Regions from separate parts of the Mus musculus genome. Here region 1 is linked to region 2. A link is a loop called in an ENCODE intact Hi-C map of the cell type or tissue named here. Cell type or tissue: heart. All regions are shown on one strand.

Region 1 (8,000 bases), 390 kb after region 2:
GAGACGAAGCTACCGATGAGCATCTTCTACACAGACACATTTATGTTTTCAGCCTTAGCATATTTTCAAACCATCTGGTATCTATGTATGCCTCTCTGGTTTGCCAGACTAATCTGTTCAGAAGTGAGTATAACACTAGAGCTATATGCACTGTGGGAAAAGCAAAGAACAGCACATAGTTAAAGTTGGTGTTCCAAATGCTGAGCTATAAGCTGGTTATACCTGACCTGTATGTTTAAAGCATCTCTACCAAAAACATTAAGCTCTTTTGAGAATGTACAAATGGCTCAGGACTGTCATAAGTTACGGAAGTCACTAGGACTCTTGGAGTTTATTTTTTCTCATTTTGTTTGTTTGTTTGTTTCGAGACAGGGTTTCTCTGTGTAGCCCTGGCTGTCCTGGAATTCACTTTTTTAGACCAGGTTGGCCTCGAACTCAGAAATCCGCCTGCCTCTGCCTCCCAAGTGCTAGGATTAAAGGCATGTGCCATCATGCCCGGCTTTTTTCTCATTTTAATCTAAGCAGTCAAATAAAACATATCAAGAGGTAGTTCTATAAAAAAAATCATTGATAAATAAAATACTATAAATTCTATATTAACAAAAATGCCTAAGGGTCAGTGAGGTGTTTGGTCAGTAAAAACATTTACCACCAAGCCTGACAACCTGAGTCTGCTACCCAGAACTCCTGAAAGTTGTCGTCTGACCTCCACATGCAGGCAGTGGGATGTGCACATAACTGCACTCAAACACAAATAAACAAAAATGTAAAAAATTAGTATCTAAGATTGAGATGGTGGTACACACTTGTAATCCCAGCACTGACAAGGAAGAGGCAGGAGGACTGCCATGGCATCAAGGCCAGACTAGGCTATGTTTTGAAACTTCAATTCAAAACAAAATCTAAGATTATGCATTTTACTTTGCCTAAAATTAGTCTGTATACTTTTAAAATGCTTGGAGGATGGAGAGAGAAACTAAGATAAAAAATATTCATGAATGTCCTTTTCCTTATATGCCCTGTTACCCAACTACTGTCCCTGGCAGCACTCAGCCTTTCTTTCCTTCGCTTAAAATCTGGAATCAGAATTGCTTCTTTAGAAATAATCTATGTGCCAGTAGCCTTGTTTGAACAAACTTCTATTAATCCCCACTGCCAGTTTGAAATAATGACTTTTTCAAGGCATTTTAAAAAGAAACAGGTAATTACTACTGCATACAAATTAAAGTGTTAGGACAAAGACTTCTGAAATACAATGACCAGCACCACAAATAGAAAGGTGTACTTGTGTACCCCACAATACACAGTCTTTTCCTGGGGAAGGAGTGGTCCTTCCGGATTTTCATTTGCCATAATATTAATCTCCGAGAGAATTGCTTCTTCGAATTGCATGGAATCCCACCCTAAAAATGTCACAACTTCTCAATCGGCCTTTCTCATAATTTCCTCCTAAATTTTATCTCTTCTTGGTTTGTTTTGGTCTTGTCTTTTAGAGAAGGGTTAGTGACAGAAAAGTACTGTGAGCATTCCTACTTTATCTATGCTTCTTCTCTACATTCAGTTTTCCAATTGCTTTGCCCAGAGTAAGCTAAGGATAGCAAACAGAATCTTATTCTTCCGTTTGGTTCGTTTCTTACTGGTACCTTTGGAGTACCGAAACAAAGAATTCTAAGTCCCTCTCTTGGAACTTCGGTGTAAATACACAAGAAATGAGTCAGGGCTCGGCTTTCCTGCCATCAGACCCCAGTCCTTTTTATTCCCTCCTAGCCAATTCCCTTTAAGCCCCAAGGCTTGGAGTTTCCTCTGGTCCATCGCTCTCCCAAGTCTGCACTCCCGCTCCACTACCTAAGCAGAGACAAGTGTGTTTCCACCCTCTTTAATGAACTTCTCCCCTAAAAGCCTGCTCTTCCTCAAAATATACTTCGCACTATACTTCTTGGGGATGCAACTCCTGAGTCTTCTCTGCTGAGGTTTCCCGTTGCTCCGACCCCAAAGCCAGTGCGCTACAGTCCAGCCGGAGATCCTTGGCTGACTCTTCAGAGGGGGGCTGCGCCGTGTCCCCACGAGGTGGCCTCACGCCTCCGGAGGCCCAACGCTGGAGATCTTCCCCAGGACCCGCACGGTAGTTAGGGTCCGCTGTCCCAGAGACGTCCTTCCCCCCAGGGAGACCGGCTCCCCATCCCCTCTGCGCCCCCAAGTTACTCAGTGCTCTCCCAACCAAGGCGCTGGGGCTTTCCCTCCAAACCCTCCACCCAGAGCTCCGTCCTCGCTCTGACAACCCCCGAGAGAATCCGGGAGCTGCGACTCCGTCCGCCCCGCCGCGGGGCAGGCCCAGTTCCCCCCGGGTCCGATCTTGCGTGCCCCAGCACCGTGGGCTGGGTCCCGAAGAGGGGGGGGGTGTCTGTGTCCCGCTGCTGCCCCGTCCCGTGTCGCGCCAGCGCCCGCGCCTCTCGGCTTCCCTACCCGCCGCGAGTTCCTGCTCGGGTTCCACCCGCAACCGCGAGGCCCAGTCCCCAGCCCGCTCGCGCAGCTACCTGCAGGGGCCGCCTCGCCTCAGCGCCTCGCCGCCGCCATCTTGCATTTCAGAGCGACTGCACTTTTCAGGGAGTCAACTCTGACCCGTGAACCCTAACCCCGGAACCACTCGGAGGGCCCTCGCGCGAGGGGGCCCCCCACGGAGCTCTGCAGCCCGGCAGAAGCGCCGAGAGGCCAGGCCAGGGTGCGAGAGAGACTCCGCTCCCTGAACCCACAAGGGCCGCGAGGAGGAGCCAGCCGAGGCGGGGACGAGCCGGGCACCCCACTCGAGGACTCCGCCGCTCCTCTGGGATGCGACCCAGGCCGCTCCTCTAGAACCGGGCGCTGCGGGAGGTGTGCGCCGCCCCGCCCTCTGTCAGGGAGAGTCACGCCCCCTGTCAGGAGGGGGCCACGCCTCTGTCACTAGAAGCCACGCCCCGTCGCGAGAAGCTCCTCCTCCAGGGCCTGCGAGGCTCCGCCCCGTTCAAGCGATTGCTCGGCCAGCGGTCGTCAGAAGTCGGACCCCGCCTCCCGCGACCTCGGTCGCTTTCTTCCCTTGAAACTGCCTAGGTCCTCCGAAACCAACCCCATCTCTCCCGGAGCCGGCGTCCTAAGGCCCCGCCCCTCCCTAAGCCACGCCCACTGTCACTCTCGGCTCCTCCTTGGCAGCGCCCTCTGGATGCCAGCCGCGCCCCCACCCGCTGTCAACAGTCCCGCGCTCCTGTCAGCCGCTGCTCCGCCTCTTCCTAGCCCGAGTCCAGCAGGAGCCCCGTAGTTCCAGCTTTGGACGGGAAAAGTTAAGTGTGGCCCCACTTGGAGCCTCCCGCCTCTGCTTCCTGCTGCCGTCCCTCTTTCCCCGGAGAGCCACTGACTGAAGCCGAGCTCTCCGCAGTGGGCACCAGCCCCGCAGCGCGGCCAGCCGAGGACCTCAGCGTCTTCCCCACCTCTGCCCTTCAGCCCTCTCGTCATTGTTCCATTGAATATAACAAACGAGGGCGAAAGGAAACCACTCCGAGTGTTCGCTCCTGTACTCGCCGCTCCGGACGGACGTAAGAGAACTCTTTGGCGCCTGGATGTTTAGTCCCCACCCCCATTCCAGTCATGGACCCTTTTGTGTTTTGATAGCAGAGCTCCACCAAGCCACACCAGCCCGAAAATTTGCACTCTGCATTTACATGAAGGGAAGACCTGGCTGCTGATATCAACGTGCACAATATTTAGTTGCATCCTAAAATTCTAAAACTTGTGTATGCTGAGGCTTAATGGTCTCACCAGCAGAGGAACCCAACCCTGTCCCACTCTCGGCCCATTCTTAAAACAAAAATTAATAGCGCTCAAGCCCCTTGAAACTAAATTCAGAATGCAAACTACTTATACAAAGAATTTAAGAAATCAGTGTAGTTTTTAATAGAAAGTGGTTTAATGGAAAGTATTTATAATACAGTACTAACATCAGTAAAATAAAACAATGCATTCTCCACAATGTATTTAATACACAATGTGTTTAAATACACAATGTATTTATGTATCCCTCATAAGAAAAATACAAGACAAAAAGTTACACACACACACACCAGTTTATGCTCACCCCAAAGACAGTTCCAGGTCCACTGAGAATCCCAGTTTAGGATTTAACTCTGAACAAAGAAAATATTTTAAATTCAGATATTCAACCTTTTGTTCATGCATTCAACCATTTGCTTTTTGAGGACCACATGTGCCGGACACTAAAGGAGATGTAAAACTGAGTAAGGCCATCCTGTTGTCCGTTGGTATCTAAAAGGGATTGTTCTGGAACCCTCCATGATACCCAAATAGAGTGTTGTTCAAGTCCCTTAAATAAACTGGTATGGAATTTGCATATAATCTGTGCACATGCCCCGATGGAATTTACCTCATCTCTATTAGGATGATGTAGACACCAGGCAAAGAGCTGCTGTACTGTAACTGTTTAACATACCGAGACAAGAAAAAAAGTTGACTCGTTCAGCAGAGATGCATGATTTTTTTTTTCCTGAACATTTTGATCCACAGTTGGTTGAATCATAGATGTGGAAGCCATGGATCCGGAAGGCTCTGTTCTGTCTTCCAGGATCTTACAGACTAGATGCTAGGCAAAAACACATGCTCATAGAATACATCAAAGTGAAAATTGAGGAGAATCTGAAGTGGCTGAGGCATATGGACTTCGCTTTCTAGCTCTCTCTCTCTCTCTCTCTCTCTGTTTCCCTTTTCTTATTCCTCCTTTTTAGCACTAGTTTATAGTCTTATCCCTCTCTCTCTAAAGCAGCCAGCCTGTTTCACTCCCCAAAGCCTCCCAATTTAAGGTCACTCCCACAGGGCATTTCTGTCCAGGAAAACAATTTCAATAGCACAGTGCTGGGAACAGTATCCCTGGCTGAAGTGCTGCCAATTATCTGGCATCCTTGCACAAAGCAAGACTGTTACCAGCACTTGAGAGAGAGAGAGAGAGAGAGAGAGAGAGAGAGAGAGAGAGAGAGAGAGAACGTTGCAGACTTAAGCAATATGCATATATGTTTCCCATAGCAGATTGTGCCAGCCCACATAAATCTGTTTAGAGACCACGCTTACAGGGTAACTTGTTTCTATTAAAATAAACTCATTTATAAAAATTGTAAATATGACTGATTTTAACAGCTGCGCAGCTCCAGAAGTGAGTTTTAACCGCGGATTGGCACAGTGAGAAGCCTAGAGTTTTTATGCACAAACTTGGCGGCTTGTCATCCCCAGACGAGCATGACAAGACTTCAGCCCTGTTAGAGATGAGAAGTCGTTCAGTAGGGTTCTAAAAAGCACAGCGCTTTTGCTCTTCAGAGCCCACCCCACCTTTGGAACACTGAAGAGAGTGTTGGGAGAAAATGAAGCCCTTGGAATAAAAAGTGGTAAACGCCAGCCTGGTCTGAGGAACAGACTTCCAGCAGCTCTGTTTGTAGGCACGTCCCTCTGTTGTTCTTTTTCTTCTTTCTACCCTTGGGGGGGGGCAGTTTTTAAAACATGATACCATAAAACAGACCAAAAATACATCAAACTAAGACACTTTAAACATTTGACTATAGTTAGGGGAGCTTGAGAAATATGCCCTAATGGAAAGGTCCCACAATTCTCTGATGGCTAGTTCAGAGGGTGAACAACAACAACAAAAGATGATCATTCTAAATGTTGTTCCCCCAAACAAGCTTTCAAAGTCAGCTTTAGGACAAGTCCTTTCCTGTTCCTCTAACTGCACGTTCCATGTAAATAATAAACGTATGGTAATGGCTGGAGAAATGAGTACTGTGCTCCTCCTGACAGTTATAAAAATCCTCCCCCTGCCCCACTCCTTTCTCTAGCACAGAAGTATAGCTGGGAACCCAGGACAAGAAAATCTAACTTCTGCATATGGAGTTGAAGAGTAACATATTGTTAGGCTTTATAACTGAATCATGGTGCCACCTAGGTTGGTCTACCTATTAGGGTATAAATTTATTTCTACAAAAAAAAAAAAAAGTCTACACTAAACAGTCTGGAAAACACAAAACAGCAGTGTGTGTGTGTGTGTGTGTGTGTGTGTGTGTGTGTGTGTGTGTGTGTTTATCTCACTATGTAGCACAGCTGTCCTTGAACTCACTTTGTAAACTAGGCTGGCCTTGAGCTCACAGAGATGCAGCTGCTTCTGTCTCCTGAGTGCTGGAATTAAATGTGTATGCTACTACCCCTTGTTTCAAAAAGAATGACTTTTTAAAAAACATTATAGGCCTGGAGAGATGGCTCAGCAGTTAAGAGCACTGTCTGCTCTTCCAGAAGATCCTGAGTTCAATTCCCAGCAACCACATGGTGGCTCACAACCATCTGTAATAGAATCTGATGCCCCCTTCTGGCGTGTCTGAAGACAGCTGCAGTATACTCATATACATAAAATAAATAAGTCTTTAAAAATAAAAGGGCATTATAATAATACACATGAGAGCAAGAAAAAGAAGAAAGAAACTGCACTCCACATCACTTAATATGGTATTAAATCTCCTTTCTTAGCCAACTAATAATTTTTAATTTATTTATTCACTTAATTTACAACCCAATATTAGCCCTTCTTCTCCCCTCACACAAGTCCTCCCCCTATCCTACATTCCTCTCTGGGTGTCACCCCCTCATTCCCACTCTCTCACTCCCCAACCCCTGGTGCATCCTCTTCCACTGAGGCTAGACAAGGTGGACCATTTAGGGGAATGGGATCCACAGGCAGGCAGGCAGGCAGGCAACAGGTTGTGAGCCACCATGTAGTTGCCGGGAATTGAACTCAGGACCTTCGGAAGAACAGTCAGTGCTCTTAACCACTGAGCCATCTCTCCAGCCCCTGGGTCAAAGGTTTTATGTTGGATTGCTGTCCTTATTCTTTCACTGGGAGTCCCAGGATCCCAGGATCCCTATCTCTTACTTCTAGGAGTTTCAGCTAGAGTCATCTCCATAGACCTTTTGGGGGCCTCTCCCTATCACAGGTCTCTGGCACAATCCTGAACCATAAAAGAACCTCTGGAGGCCAACTGCTAATTTAAGGTCAAGAACTAAGCTTTCTTCCTGCCTTCCTGCAGTATATTCTTTTTAATCAAAAATTTTAGAGCTAGGCCATGGTAGCCCATGCCTGTGATTCCAGCCTGGTCTCCAGAGTAAGGACCAGCCTGCACTCTGTCTTTAAAAGAAAATATTTAAAGGTTAGGACACAGATAGCAGACAATTAGGAAAGCAATATGTAAGCTAGGAAATACAACGTTTCACTGTCTCACAGTCTTAGCAGAAGATGCTAATTAGCAGTCATTAAACTTTAGCATGCATGAATATTACTAGAGTACTTTACTTAAAAATAGGTGGTCAGGTCCATCCCACTCCTGGTAGGAAATGCAAATTTAGTGGCTATCAGATGCAGTTGTGAATCTGCTTTGGACATGCAGCTGTGGCAACTTTTACATAATTGAACTTAAGGCTTTGTGTTAACAAATATTGGCCTAGGGGCTAAAGAGATAAGATAGCATAGTGATTAAGAGCACTGAAGAATGAAGGCTCTGAGCTTCATTCTCAGCACCCATGTGGTGGCTCAAAACCATCTGTGACTCCAGATCCTGGGGATCCGATGCCTTCTTCTGGCCTCCACGGGCACCAGGCAGACCCATGACATTACAGATATCATGCAGGCAAAAACACTCATACACATAAAGTAACAACAGCAATAATAATATTAAAGAAAGATCGATCTAAATGCCCATGATTAATTGAACAGTTACTGTGTTCTTGTAGAACTATCTGAAGAATACACAATACAAAAAGGCACTGTCTCTGAGTAGAAAAATCCATTCCTAAAACTGTCAAGAGACATGGGGGTCAACATGGGAAAGGAAATTCAGCTTGTTGCTAAAACCTTTCAGCTATATAGGCTTGCATCTCCCATGAAATCTCACAGCTTGATAAACTCTGGATGTTTTTGATGTGTTTTC
Region 2 (8,000 bases):
GTCTTCCCACAATGCTCAGGCATGCTGATCTATCTTAGCTCCTTTGCATATCTACTGAATACATAGTTCTGTTGCTGTATGTTAGCTGCAGGTTCTGTTTGCAAGCAAATCTGTAGGGGTGTGAACACCAGACAGAAGTTGGGAGGCTTGGGGTCTAGACTTGGCAGCATTACCAAGAACCTCAGTCTGTGCACCTATAAAATGAGCGTGTTAGCAAGACAGAAAGAGGCACCAAAGGACCAGTACAGAGCTATTGTTCTCATGCTGGAGATCTGGGTGAGGACTGCCTATCTGTACATTGTCTCACCAAACACACAGCCCCCACAGCCCAGAAGCAGGTGGGTGGGGTGGGAGAACAGCCCTTGTGAATCCATTCCAAGTAAGCAGAAGATGTAGTGGTTGATGTGTTTATGTTCTGGAGATCAAACCCAGAGCCCCACCACCTGAGGCAAGTACTCTATCAGTGAGCTACATCTGCAGCCCCAGAAACTGGTTGCTCTTGAATAACAGTGGTTCACTTCATTCATTCATTCATGCATTCATTCATTCATTCAATAGTAACTTGGGAATCCATCCTGGGCACTGAGAGCAATTCTGATTTCTAGGGTTCTTTACACTGAACTAAATAAAGTTCCTGCAGGTATGAACCTTAGATTCTTGTAGGGATACAAATGAATAAATGAATCAATAAGTAGATAACAGGAAGCCACTCTTCCTGGTGGTAATTGTATCCACACTTCTACAAAAAAAAAAAAAAAAAAAAAAAAAAAAAAAAAAAAAAACCAAAAACAAAAACATGTCTCTCCTAAAGGCTATTCTTAGGGCAAAAACAAGTGGCCAGCTAGATATAATGGCACAGAAACAAAAGGATGCAAAGTTCAAGGCCGGATATAGCTACATGGTGAGACCCTGCCCCCCACCCCCAACAAATACACACACACACACACACACACACACACACACACACACACATACACACACGGAAGGTAAAACCATTTGCTGTGCGAGTAAGGCTGATCAGCTGAGTTCAGTCCCTAGAACCCACATAAGAATCTGGATGTGGAGATCTGCATCTATAAAACAGGAGGCAAAGACAGAACAAGCCAGAAACTCACAGGTCAGTTAATCTGGAGTCTTGGGCAACATCAGAAACAAGAGAAGCCCAGCCTTAAAAACAATGTAGAAGGTGTATGCGTGCACACACACACACACACACACACACACACACACACACTAATAATTATAATAACAACAACAATTTTTAAATAAAAGTTTGGATTTAAGTCATAGTTCTAAACTTAGTCCATGAGTTTAAACTAATTACTATCATTATCTTTACAAGCCTTCAACGGCATCCTCTATAACCTGATGATCATGGCTGCTCTGCCTCCCTTGTAAGGTTGACTCAAGGTCCAAGCCAGCCAGTAAAGTCAAACAGATAATAACCTCTGACTTTCTCCACTTACAAACTTTTGGTTGTACACTCTAAGCAAGTTCAAGTTGCTACTAAGTCAGGCTTGTGTTATCAAGTTGGAAACACTGTCAGTCTCAGCTCGTGCCCAAGAGCACTGTGGGATTCCTTTCAACACACTGTACAGTGAATATCGCCCTTTCCTAGCATAGGCATTGAGAAGAGGTTGGTGGTCTCTCATTCTTGGCTCTGAAGACACAGGGCAAAAGTTGGAGTTCAGGGTCTAATATTAGCTGGAATTGCTGTGTGACCTTGGAGAAGTTTCTCTCCTTCTAAAGATCTGTCTTGTATGTTATGTGTATGGTTTTTTTAACATGTGTGTGCACTGTGTGTGCCTGCTACCTACAGAGATGAGAAGAGAGCATCCAGGAACTGGAGTCACAGATTAGTGTGAGCTGCCAAGTGGGTGCTGGAAATCAAACCTGGATCCTCTAGAAGAGCAGCCAGTGCTCTTAACTGCTAACCCATCTCTCCAGACCCCTGGGGACATTTCTTAACCTTCCTGATCCTTAAATTCTTGTCATCAATACAGTGGGGAAATCGTGATTGCAATCGAAGGGAGTCTAAGGATTTGATAAGCAATGCCTAGCGCCCAGTAAGTCCTGTTGCTATTAAGGAAGACAGTCCCCAGAAGCAGTAAGGCTGCTCCTGCTGAGGTGGGGCTGGGTAGGATTATTAATTCTGCCTCTGGATTCTAAGGAACTCACAAAGCTTAGTTTCTTCCACTTGCCTGTGCAAGTTACTACAGCTCTCTGTGCCTCTTCATCTGTGCAGTGAGGATGGGGCACACACCATCAACAAAGCTTATAAATAACATGAGGTCCAGAGACTCTGGAATCCGCACACACACACACACACACACACACACACACACTCACACACACTCAAGAGCCTTTCATGAAATCCTCAAAGTCAAATTTATTTTCATGAAGCTGGAATTTTGCTTGCCCTTTTGACTCTTTTTCTCTCACTGGTGTCAGCAGACTGCATGACATGTTGGGACATTGCTTTGCAGTGCCTGATGGGAAGCATGTCTGACAATTGTTTTGTATTTCTCTCTCTCTCTCTCTCTCTCTCTCTCTCTCTCTCTCTCTCTCTCTCTCTCTCTCCCCCTCCCTCCCTCCCTCCCTCCCTCCCTTCCTTCCTTCCTTCCTTCCTTGCTTCCTTCCGTCCTTCCTTTTTTGGAGGAAAAATAAGCAGACCTGGAAAAAAAATGTGTTAAGAGAAATGAGCCAGAGTCAGAAAGACAAATGTGAATGTTTTCTCATATACAGAATCTAGATTTTTTTAAGAACATGAAAGTAGAAGGTGGAGCTGGCAAGATGGCTCAGTAGATGAAGACACTTGCCACCAGTTATATGAGAGTCATGGCACACAGACTCTGAGCACACAGACATTAGATAGATAGATAGATAGATAGATAGATAGATAGATAGATAGATAGATAGATAGACGGATGGATAGATAGATAGACAGACAGATAGGGTCTGGGAAGGGAACCAGCAGGTGATGAAGATTGTGGCGAGGGATAAATATGATCAAAATAGTGTGTGTGTGTGTGTATGTGTGTGTGTGTGTGTGTGTGTGTGTGCGCGCACACACACACACATGGGGGGGAGCGCAGGCACACATGTGTGCATGCGCACAGGTACTCAAGGAGGCCAAACCGGGGGAACAGATCTCCTATAATAGTTACAGGCATAGTTTCCTGCAGTCTGTGAACTGTCCAGTGTGAGTGCTAAGAACTAAATCCCATCCTCTGTGTGCTCTTAACCTCTAAGAGCCTCCTTTTACTGTTTTTGCTTCGGCACTGAGAATCCAATGCCTATTAAATTTTGGACCATTTAAAGACGTTACAGCACAGAAGCCCTCACCCCTCCCATCTCTGGGAGATGTGCACCCTGAAGGTACAGATCCTTCTGGGGTCACTGGCTTCCCTCACCCTGGCTTTCCCCATGCTATCTATATACAACCTGTTACTCAGCTGGAAGCAGGTGGCAAGGAAAGTCTCTCTTATAGAGACTCTTCCTAAGTGATTGCTCATCAAGAGGAAGTGGAGCCTCAAAATAGGAATTGCTTCTTTAAGGTTTCGGCAATTTCCATGGAAACAGCATGCTGAGTATACCTAATTTTAAAGGGCTGGGGGTGTTGGTGGAATGACCTGGAAGGGCATGCATAACAAGATAAATGGCGAGAAGTGTTGAGCTGGTGACAAGTTTATTGTTTGTCTGTTTGTCCTTTCACTATTCTGGCACACCCTTAAGTAGGGTGTCTTAGTTACTATTGGTGTTGAGATGGTAAAACGCTATGACCAAAAGCAATCGAGAGGTTAAAGGGTCTATTAGGCTTATAGGTTAAAGTCCATCATCAAGGGAAGGGAAGGCAGGATCTAAAGACACGCCCTGGAAGCAGAAACTGAAGCACAAGGCATAAGGGCTAGCTTGCTCAGCTTGCTTTCTTATACCACCTGACCCGGAGTAGACTGCTCCTGCTCACACATCAACCAAGAAAATGCCCCATAGATATGCACCACAGGCCAATTTTGTGTAGGGAATTCTTCAATTGAGGTTGCCTCTTCCCAGGTGACCCTAGATTGTGTAGAGTTGACAAAAAAAATCACCAAACTCAGTTAAAGATCCCCAAATACTGGTGTTGGATAAAAGTTGACAAGACTCTCAGATCATAGGTATCAGATGAGTCTGAGAAAGTCAGGGCACGATCCGGATTATAGTCACCAACAAAGATCTGAATGGAATCCTCCTAAGAACCCCGTCGGATTTTGTCTCTCGTAAGAAAGGAAGCACTAAAGCCAGTCCACAGTCAGAATCCGGTTTTCTGGGCTTTTAAACCTATCTAGGAAGAAAAAGACAGACGGACAAAGACGAGTGGGGGGCAGGGAGAAGAGAGAGGCAACCCCTCCACCCTCAGTTAGCAATAACCCAACTAAAGCTGGAAGGCAAGTAAGAAATTTAGCATGCGCGCTGATTTAATCTTAAATAGAAAAAAAAAAAACCTAATACGAAAGAAAAATGCCAGCAGAGGCTCCCTAGAGCCGTGACCATCCATCAGCCCCCAAAACCAGTCTTCCTCTAGACTAAGTCATCGCCATTGGCCACCCCGCAGTACACAGCCACCTGTTGCTGTCCTGGCGCCCCGAGCGGAGTCGCAAGCGGCCGCTAGAGTTCGTTCTAATTCCCCGGAGCAGAGCTGGCTGGGAAGCCGGAATGCGATGCGCCTGCTAATCCGCAGGATGGGAGGCAATTCCGCAGTCTTCAAGTCCCAAGCCCTCTGTTTTCTCCAGTAACTCCTAGTGTCAAATCTGGGTCCCAGAGTTAGCCTCCACCCCCTACGGTGGGCTCCAAGAGCGCTCACACCCAACAAATTCCCAAACGCCCCCAGAATCTGCGAAGGGGGAAAGGGTCTCTGAGAGCAAGAATGCACAACGCTGACAGGTTGCTAGGTCCGTCATCTTCCCTCGGATGCTCCCTTAGAGAATTTTAACCTTGCGTGATCGCCGGAGCACAGCAGCCGGGTCTCTAGTTCACGGTTCCCAGGGCTGCAAAGGGCAGACACCACACACACACACACACACACACACACACACACACACACACACACGCACGCACGCAGATGGAGGGCTCGTTTGGAGACCCCTCTCGCCGGGAACGCGGCTGTCCCAGCTCCGAAAATGACCCGTCTCGCTTCTGGGGGACTCCAGTGTGCGCGCTGCAGGCGTGTGCATTTTCCCGAAGCTGAGAATCGCTGTGAATTCGGGCCACACAAGTTTGAGTCAGCTCCCCGGGTGTCTTTGTTTGTTTATGGGTTTGGAGGGAAAAAGTTTGAAGATCTTTAACCAGACTGAGCTCAGGCGCAAGCGGAAATCCCCAGCAAAAGTGATCTAACTTCAAGTGGTTATGTAAGTGGGGCGCCTTCTTCCCCGCCCTATTCCCAAGCCCTCTCATTACTATTCCGGGAGTAAAACGCATCTCGATTTAAAAAAAAAAAAAAAAGAAAGAAAAAAGTTTTAAAGTATGTTGTTATTTTCTTTTGCCAGAAGGCGGGCGAAACTCAAGCAGAGCCCAGGGCGCGTGACGACCCCACCCGCGTTCTGCCCCCACGCACTGCAGAAGGACCTGGAGTCTGGGGTGTTGCTGGCGCCGGGCAAGCCCTAGCGCCCTGCGGTCTCACGGTCCGCCACTCCACGTGGTGAGGATCAACAGTTTGTTGAGCTCATCAGTGACACCTTGAACTTTTCATAAAGAAAATGGGTATTGCACCGAGAGGGTTTGGCCGCGGCAGCGCGCCGGGTCGTGCTCAATAGTCAATGATCTCGCTTGCGCCTCCCCCACCTCTTCCCGCAAAAATTCCAATGAGTCCGTTACTGGACTCAGACTTTTAAGCACTCCCCCCCCCCCAACACCCGGGATGACCACTCATCTGAGCCTTTAGGGGCAGCCTCCCCCCACCAGCAACTCCCTCCTAAAAATGACATTTTGCCGAAGTCTGCGGGGGGGCCTGAATTTCACTTTGTAACTTTCTGCGGAACCCGAGCCCGGGTGGCAGCTCCGGTGGTGGTATCGTATGCAAATACGCATGCTGACGTTACAGATCATGTGGGTTTTGGCGTAGATTCCCCACTGATCGAGGCATTTTCCCCCTTTTTTTCTTTTTTCTTTTCTTTTTTTTTTCTTTTTCTTTTCTTTTTTTTTTTCTTTTAAAAAATTCGATCAACCGTTCTCCGTACCGGGGCTTTTTTCTGTCTATCTGTCTGTCTGTCTGTCTGCCAGGCTGGCTTTCCCCCACCACCACCTCTTTCCCACGGAGCCCGAGTCGGGCGCCGGGTGGGGAGTGGGGAGTGGGTGGGGGGAGCCAGCAGAGTTCCATTTTGGAACGCCCGTGCCTCGTCTCCGCGTTCCCAGCCCGGGTCCCCGCGTTCGCAGCCCCGGCGCAGGTAAGAAACTTCGCCCCGGCGCGGAGCACCCGCAGCGGGCACCGCCAGCCCGGAGCCCGACACGCCGGGCGCCCGCCACTCCAGCCCAACTTTCCCACCGCCGCCGCCGCTCCCGAAAATGTGTTGTTAATGGGACTTGGCCGGGTTAGGAATGGGGGTGCGCGGGAGGGGGGTGTTCAGGCTTTTTTTTTCTTCTTTTTTTTTTTTTTTTTTTGAGGGTGGGAGGAAATCCGCGGTTTCGGGGAGAGGAGTACGGAGATTTTTTTTTTTTTTATGAAATAGTTTTGATTACAAGTTTGGATAAATGGAAGCCAGACCGAGGAGGAGGAGGAAAAACATGTCTACGTTTCCCTATGTCGACATAAGCCACAAAAAAATATGGCGTCCGCTTTCGACAGGGCGTTACGTAGACTCGACTCTGTTTTTTATTTATTTATTTTGTGGCCGGCTTCCTGCCTTCTTGGCCAAACTGCGGCGCTTTGTGCAAACCGGGCAGGTCCCGCGGGGACTCCACCGGGACGTGGCCCCGTCTCGGCGCTTTTTGGAAGCCTGGGGGCTGCGTGTGGCTGCACCCCTCCCTCCCCCGCTCTCCCCTCTGCTCCCCTCTCCTGGTGACGATTCGCCGTAATGTGGTGGCAGGAAGCATGACGCCGTGTTGAGGCTGCCTCTCCTCGCGTCGCTCCCGGTGGCTGCAGGCGGCCGGCGCGCAGCGCGGCGCGGGCGGCGGGCGAGGGACCTGCGGGCAGGGCCTGAGTGCGGCGCTGTGCCCACGCCCCGCTCAGGTGCGCGGGGAGGGGGATGCGGGGGACGCGCGGACCCCGGGGGCCCTGCTGTCCCTGGCCTGCCGGGACCAGCCGGAACCCGGGTCTCCCGCCTAAGTGGCCGTGGCGTTTTCCAGTCTGCCCCACAAGAGGTTAAGCATTGCTGGCTGGCGTTGGAGCGTCTTTGTGGCTTCCCCCAGGACTTGGGATCCTGAGCTTTGCAAACTTGCCCTTTCCCTAGCAGCTTTGCAGGAGACCAACAAGCTCGGAAAGTTGGAAAACAGGAGCATCACAGGAACGTCCCTTTGGCCCCCTAGCTGTACTGTGCTCTGAAGGTGGTGGAGGAGGATGAGGAGAGCTTATCCAACGGGGTGGGTGGAGGAGACCTGTCGCGGCAGCCAAGTCGTGATTTGCCCAGACTTCCACCTGATTGATTGGCTTCAAAGCTAGTGGGGTCTCTGTGTTCCACTGTTCCGCGAAGGCCTTTTGTTGGGGGCGGGGAGGAGGAGGAAACACCCCTCCCTCTTCAGAGTCAAGGCTCAGCTGGGGCCCCAGGCATCACTGTCCTTTAAAGCCCAGCGTTCTCCATTTGCTGCTCTCTGAAGATCTCTTTCTTTCTGGAAGTGAACAGCTCCTCAATTTTCAGGCCAGCTCCCTGTTGAAGCAGGATATAGGAGACTGGAATGCCTCTCTGTGACCCTCTAAGCTCTTGGACTTCCCACAACAATTCTCTTAAAACATACTCTCTCGGTTTTTTGGCTGCTCTAAGAGTAGAGCAGAATTTAATGCCATGGAAGTGAAGAGAGGCTGAGCGCTC

Evidence for each region. A loop is a pair of places that touch in the nucleus more often than their neighbours do. Peaks named below come from ENCODE experiments on the same cell type or tissue, not always from the same donor. Only the 100,000 strongest peaks of a DNase experiment are listed, where the experiment ranks them.
Region 1: a loop joins it to region 2, with 3 times the contacts of the local background. A loop is called at or near these places in 2 of 42 quality-filtered maps.

The regions. Positions count from the first base shown.
Region 1 is chr15:58,073,623-58,081,622 of GRCm38, forward strand. Zhx1 (zinc fingers and homeoboxes 1) reads right to left here and starts at 2,886. Exons shown (of 4, transcript NM_009572.4): 1 at 2,535-2,886. In heart, no CTCF peak of the experiment used is centred here; DNase peaks (open chromatin) are centred at 2,649 and 3,119; H3K4me3 peaks cover 2,848 bases; H3K27ac peaks cover 2,163 bases.
Region 2 is chr15:57,688,583-57,696,582 of GRCm38, forward strand. It overlaps Zhx2 (zinc fingers and homeoboxes 2), which reads left to right and starts at 6,085. Exons shown (of 4, transcript NM_199449.2): 1 at 6,085-6,422. In heart, CTCF peaks have their summits at 4,647, 5,703 and 7,155; DNase peaks (open chromatin) are centred at 4,669, 5,319, 6,989, 7,569 and 2 weaker places; H3K4me3 peaks cover 3,547 bases; H3K27ac peaks cover 3,134 bases; H3K27me3 peaks cover 1,540 bases.